Regions from separate parts of the Homo sapiens genome. Here region 2 is linked to region 1. A link is a contact called in ENCODE Hi-C or POLR2A ChIA-PET data. All regions are on one chromosome and are shown on one strand. Each heading gives the region's core, a stretch centred on a gene start or an enhancer-like site at or near the end of the contact. The rest is flanking DNA. Distances are from core to core; before and after follow the strand shown. Region 1 has its middle 37 kb from the start of ERCC4. Region 2 overlaps MRTFB (myocardin related transcription factor B).

Region 1 (2,903 bases), core at 161-2,660:
AATTAGCCGGGCGTGGTGGTCCACACCTGTAGTCCCAGCTACTTGGGAGGTTGAGGCGTGAGAATCTCTCGAGCCTGGGAGGCTGAGGTTGCGGTGAGCGGAGATTGCACCACTGCACTCCAGCCTGAGTGACAGAGACAGACTGTGTCAAAAGAGGGGGAAAAAAAGAAAGATGTAGTAGGCATCTGCACTGAAGTGAGAACTGAAAACATTGGCTGAATAAATAAGTGGTTAAGGTAAAGAAACCTGAAACGACTAACAGAACGCTAAAAATGCCTACACTTAGGAGGTGGCAAGATAGAGACAGAAAATTAGAAGAAGAAACTGAGTCATCCAGCAGCCAGAATGAAAACAGGAGGGAATTTCAAGGGAGTGACCCACAACATCAGGAGTTGAGCCGTATGAGCGCTGGCGGCCTTCAAGGCAACAATGAAGACAGCGCTGGTCATCCTGTGTGGTGTGTCCAGGAGACCTAGGGGCACACGCCCGCCTGGGGGTCTGAGGAAGCCATGGGGGGTGGTGAGGATGAAGAAAACGAGGATGGGCAGGCTGAACAGAGGGGCGATTTTGCTTGTTGGTGATCAGGATGAGGGAGCAGAGCAAAGTGGGAGAAGGAAGGCACTAGAGAGAGAACAGAGAATTAGGCAGAACCAAAATTTAGTATTGTGGGGGATGGGGGTGGAGGGAAAAAAACGAACGTGGTTTTGCTTTTCTTCCTTTCACACCTACAGAAAACCTGTTTTTGTATTGAATTGCTTCTTCTTAAAGACCAGCATCAACCTGATCATGCTCCCCACCATGTGAAACGGAATGGGCACGCCACGATAAGTAGTAATGAGCCTTTTCGGCAGCCTTCTGTTTTAACAAAAAAACGCTGCTGTTTGGCATTGAAGTTTGCTTGTGTTTAAGCTCGCGGTGGAACAGCCTAGGACCCCTCTCTGTTTGTAACCTGGCTTTATAATTTTGTTATTATTTAAAGCCTCCCTTTCAGCGATTTTTTAAAACCAAAATATATGCTGGCTAATGTCATCTGGAAACTGAAAGTCGATGTTCAGCAACTCTCACTCGCCAATCCTACAACTTGGTAAGGATTTTTATTTTGGTCGTACTGAGCTTACTGTAACTGGGGCGGCTGAGTTGCTATGGTAATTTGTTCTCAGAACAGAGCACTTTGCTGCAATGCATGGAAACAGCAGATAAATCTACTTTATGTTGACTTGATTGTGACATTAATTCTAGTTGAAACATCCTCCATGCTCCCATCAGGACTCATGTATAAGAATTTTAAATTGGAGCCAAGAAGGCATTGGCTAAAAGAATTGCAACTTCGGCTGTTTAAACCCAGGCCTTCACAATTCATGCAACTGAAGGCTGTTGGCTCACAGCCTAGAGCGCTGCCCCGGGGGCGGCTTGCAGCTGGGGGAAGGTTCATCACTGAGGCAATTATGTGGTTAATTGCTCCAGTGTGGGCTTGGGCTGAGAGTTGTGACTCATGCCGCCCTCTGTCACTAATAGATGGGGGTAGGGGGTAGAGTGGACAGGACTCAAGGACTTACTGAAAACTCAGCTGCCTTTTCCCTTTCCTCTTGCAAATAAATCTGTAACTCACTAACATCTGCCCTGGAGATGTGGGAGGAAGGTAGACCTCAACTCCAAGACTTGGTGCTCCCGGCCTCCATTGGTAGGGGTCCCCATTAAGTCCCACGTCCTGAACTACACTGGAGCCCTCGGACACTTTAAGGATCACTGCACTCCGAATTGGGGTGTATCTTCCTCCAATTCTTGCCTAACCATGACAGAGGAGAGACAAAAACTAGATGCCTGACTTCGAGCATGACTCATTATAAACAAATAGAGGACAGATTGACTTCCTCTTATCAGAGCCCGAGTCTGCGCCCCAGGACACAGCATGAGTCAGACTTGAAGTCCCAAGTCTTGTTGGGAATTTTCCCCCTGAGAAAGAGGTAGATTTTTGAGTAGAGTTCTGTTGATTTCTTGAATATTATCAGTGACCCCATGTTAAGCCCTGGGCTTCTGCATCAGGTCACATCCCTTCGAAACCAATAGAGCTTCCAGAGTAAGGATAAAAATTGGCTGTGCTCACAAAGAAACTCATTTGGAATTGATAGAAATGTTTGTAATTTTAGCGGTGATGGTTTTGCAATGTATAGATGTCAAAATCATAAAAGCATACACTCAATATGTGCAGTGTATTGTATATAAATTATACTTCAAATATTTTTTAGAAGAAACATAGTTTAGCAGGAAAAAAAAAGATGTAGTAGGCACCTGCATTGAAATGAGAACTGAAGACATTGGTTGAATAAGTAAGTGGTTAAGGTAAAGAAACCGTAAACGACTAACAGAATGCTAAAAATGCCTACACTTAGAAGAAGGGAAGATACAGACAGAATATTAGAAGAAGAAACTGAGTCATCCAGCAGCCAGAATGAAACAGGAGGGAATTTATAGGGAGTGACCCACAACACCAGGAGCTGAGCAGTATCAGCGTAGATAGCCTGGTGGCCTTTGACGCAACAATGAAGAGAGCACTGGTCATCCTGCGTGGTGGTTAATTATTATTATGATTTATCATGAAGTTCAGTGTTACCTCCTCCCTTCCCCATCCATACCGATCTATTGCTTGTATTTGGGTGCAAACACACACAGAGTACCTGCCTGAAGGGATCATGAGGTCACAGCATCCAATGCTGATCTCAGACTCCCAGAGTGTGTGTTAGTAGGTAACATTTATTTTTACTCAACTCCGTATTTCACTAGGTAAAAGGGAATGAAGGCAGTCGGGATAGGTGAAACCCAGGTTGTGACAAATTTGGAGGAGGGTGGGGGAGCTGTTGGGTATTAGATTGGTGCAAAAGTAATTGTGGTTATTATGCCAGGAG
Region 2 (2,903 bases), core at 287-2,786, 140 kb after region 1:
ATCTGAAAAACAAAAAAGAGAAGGTAAAATGACTGAATACTGTGGTTTGTTTTTTGATCTTTTGTTTTCATGATTATTGCTTCTCTATCAGAATAAGAATATTTACAAACTGTACTGAATGCACTATTTACAACAGTGCTTACAAGTAGTGTCTAATGTAGATATAAATTGGGTATGATATGTTCAGAACATGTGACAGGGAATCATGTCAGGCAAAATTTACTAAAAGTTTATTGGTTAGTACAGTTGTTCTTTTGAGAACAAGAACATGACAGTTTAGAGGCAAGCTGAAATTTATTTATTTATTTATTTATTTATTTATTTATTTATTTATTTGAGACAAGTCTCGCTCTGTCTTCCAGGCTGCAGTGCAGTGGCGCGATCTTGGCCCACTGCAACCTCCGCCTCCTGGGTTCAAGTAATTCTGCCTCAGCCTTCCGGGTAGCTGGGATTACAGGCATGTCCACCACGCCCAGCTAATTTTTGTATTTCTAGTAGAGACAGGGTTTTACCATGTTGGCCAAGCTGGTCTCAAACTCCTGACCTCAAGTGATCTGCCTGCTTCGGCCTCCCAAAGTGTTGGATTACAGGTGTGACTCACTGTGCCTGGCCGGCAACCTGAGATTTAGAAAAGGAATAACTATTTCTAAGGAATTCTGAAGCACGTGTCACCAGCAGTTAGCTCTAACAAGAGATTTTTATTGATTATATGTCCAGTGTAGGAGTTCATTGGATTCTTTTAGAGAAAAAGTCTAAAAAAGAAGTACTATTGCAGGGGAGAAAAGATAATAAAAGGTTTTCAAATGGATGCCCTCGAGTAGCTGTAAAATAGCCTACATATTGTGGCAAGAGATGTGGACCTTTGGGTTTTATTTGTGATAAGTTCATAAGCTTACATCTTCTGTAAAATGTCACTTTCATACTTGGTCTATAGAATTCTCTAAAATCGACAGTAAAGAATATGCTATGGTACAGAATGTTGTCTTTGATACCAACCTTTAGATAATTTACTTAAAACTTCCTAGTATGTTTTTTAAAAAATCATTTTGGGTCCCTGTTCCTAAGCTTTTTACATTCTTTGGTGTTTGCAAGCCAGAAGGACCTCTTGGAGCTGTCAAGCTCCATTCTTCTTGCTGTACATAGAAGTAGTTTTCTTTATATTTGTCCTGAATTCACTTAGGTTTCAAGACATACCTCTCATTCTAGAATTCTAAGCACTTGGACTACAGTTCTTTAGTCATCATTAGCATTTATTATCTTAACTTTGTATTAGAAGAATCATTGTTTTAGTCTACCTGTAGCCTATTTCCACTGATTTTCTTTAGTTGTGTTATTTAAATGCAATGATTATGACCTTATAAATTATTCTAAGAGGAGATGCAGAGTGGCCTTGCAGTTCAGTACTGACCATTCTGCATGAAATCCAGCACTTACAACAATGCCAGACATAGAGTATATGTGCAATAAACGTTTGAGTTAATGAATCCCTTTAGGGCAGATTGTGGTTGTAATATTTTCAGTATTAAGTGACCAAGCATTCAGTTCTGGTAGTTTAGCTAAACATTCAGGTTTCATTTGAAGCTAATAAACAGACCACTGTGCAATCCAGGAAGACCGGTTTGTTCACTTTCCCATCCAGTAGTAATTAACTTTTGTAGTTGTGTTTATATAGAGTAAAGGTCAAAGGAAAAGGTGTATTTGAAGCAGTTACAGCAATTGGTTTGCAATAGTGAAAGATTTTCAGTATGCTAATTAAAAAGGGACAATTCAAATGGGATATTATAAAATGTAAACTGTTCTTTTTGTAAACAGCTTTATTGAGGTATAATTGGCATCCAGTAAACTGCACATTTAAAGTGTACAATTTAATCAGTTCTGACACGTACACCCATGAAACTTTCACCCCAATAAGGATGATGAACATATCCATCACCCCCCAAAATTTCTTTGTATGGCTTTGTAATCCTTCCTGCATGCTCCTTTGCCCCTGTTTCCAGGCAACCACTGATCTGCTTTCTGTCTCTGTAGATTAGTTTGCTTGTTCGAGGGTTTTGTATAAGTGGAATCATGTTGTATGTACTCTTCTTTGTTTGACTTCTTTCAGTCAGCCTAATTATTTTGAGATTTGTCCATGTTGTTGAGTACATCAATAGTTCATTTCTTCTTAGACATAGTTGGTTGTGTAGATATGCCACAATTTGTATATCTGTTCACTGTTTTTGTTGTTGTTGTTGATGTGTTTACTGTTGATGGCCATTTGGGTATTTCCAGTTTTGGGCTATTACAAATAAAATCAATCTGAACATTTATATGCAAGTCTTCGTATGGACTCTGTTATCTCTTGAGTAAATACCTAGGAGTAGGATGGATGGGTGTCTGTTTAACTTTTTTTTCAGAACTGCCAAACTGTTTCCAAGTTGTCATTTCCTTTTATATTCCCAACTGCAGTACATGAGAATTCCAGTTGCTCTGTGTCTGGAATTTGGTATGGTCAGTCTTTTCACATTATTCATTCTAATAGATGTGTAGAAGTAGCTCATCGTGGTTTTAATTTGCATTTTCCTAATGACTAATGGAGTTGAGCATATTTTCATGTACTTATTTGCCAATAGTTGGTAAAGTATCAAATCTTTTATATGTTTATTGGGTTGTTTGTTTTCTTATTATTACTGAGTTTTGAGAGTTCTTTGTATACTCTGGATATAGATTATCAGATTTATGATTTGCAATATTTTATCTCAGCCTATGACTTATCTTTTCACCCTCTTAACATTCTTTCAAAGAGCAGTTCTTAATTTTGATAAAGTTCAATTTATCAATTTTTTATTTTATGCATTGTGTTTTTGGTGTTAGAACTAGGAGCTCCACCTAACCTGAGGTCAGAGAAGGTATCTCCTTTGTTT

The links. Hi-C counts contacts between places; a loop is a spot of excess contacts on that map. ChIA-PET counts read pairs that join two places held with the same protein, here RNA polymerase II (POLR2A). Pooled maps may share reads with other maps.
Region 2: a pooled map shows a loop between it and region 1 (4-fold over the local background). The contact joins two enhancer-like sites. A Hi-C loop is called at or near these places in 2 of 168 maps with a recorded cell type or tissue (Calu3 and ascending aorta) and 4 of 50 pooled maps. POLR2A ChIA-PET finds 5 or more read pairs at or near these places in 3 of 52 experiments (MCF 10A, OCI-LY7 and PC-9).

Annotation. Positions count from the first base shown.
Region 1 is chr16:13,956,106-13,959,008 of GRCh38, forward strand. No RefSeq gene overlaps it. Among named protein-coding and RNA genes, the nearest start is that of ERCC4, 37 kb to the left of the region's middle. RefSeq lists silencers at 45-114, 1,355-1,404, 1,425-1,484 and enhancers at 572-1,771, 1,585-1,704. Within about 2 kb of position 1,411, at least 34 of the 41 ENCODE cell types and tissues checked have a DNase peak (open chromatin) inside an H3K27ac peak, as active enhancers do; they include PC-9, where a contact is called at or near this core.
Region 2 is chr16:14,095,760-14,098,662 of GRCh38, forward strand. All of the region lies in intron 2 of MRTFB (myocardin related transcription factor B), which reads left to right. Among named protein-coding and RNA genes, the nearest start is that of MRTFB, 26 kb to the left of the region's middle. Within about 2 kb of position 1,537, at least 9 of the 41 ENCODE cell types and tissues checked have a DNase peak (open chromatin) inside an H3K27ac peak, as active enhancers do; they include PC-9, where a contact is called at or near this core.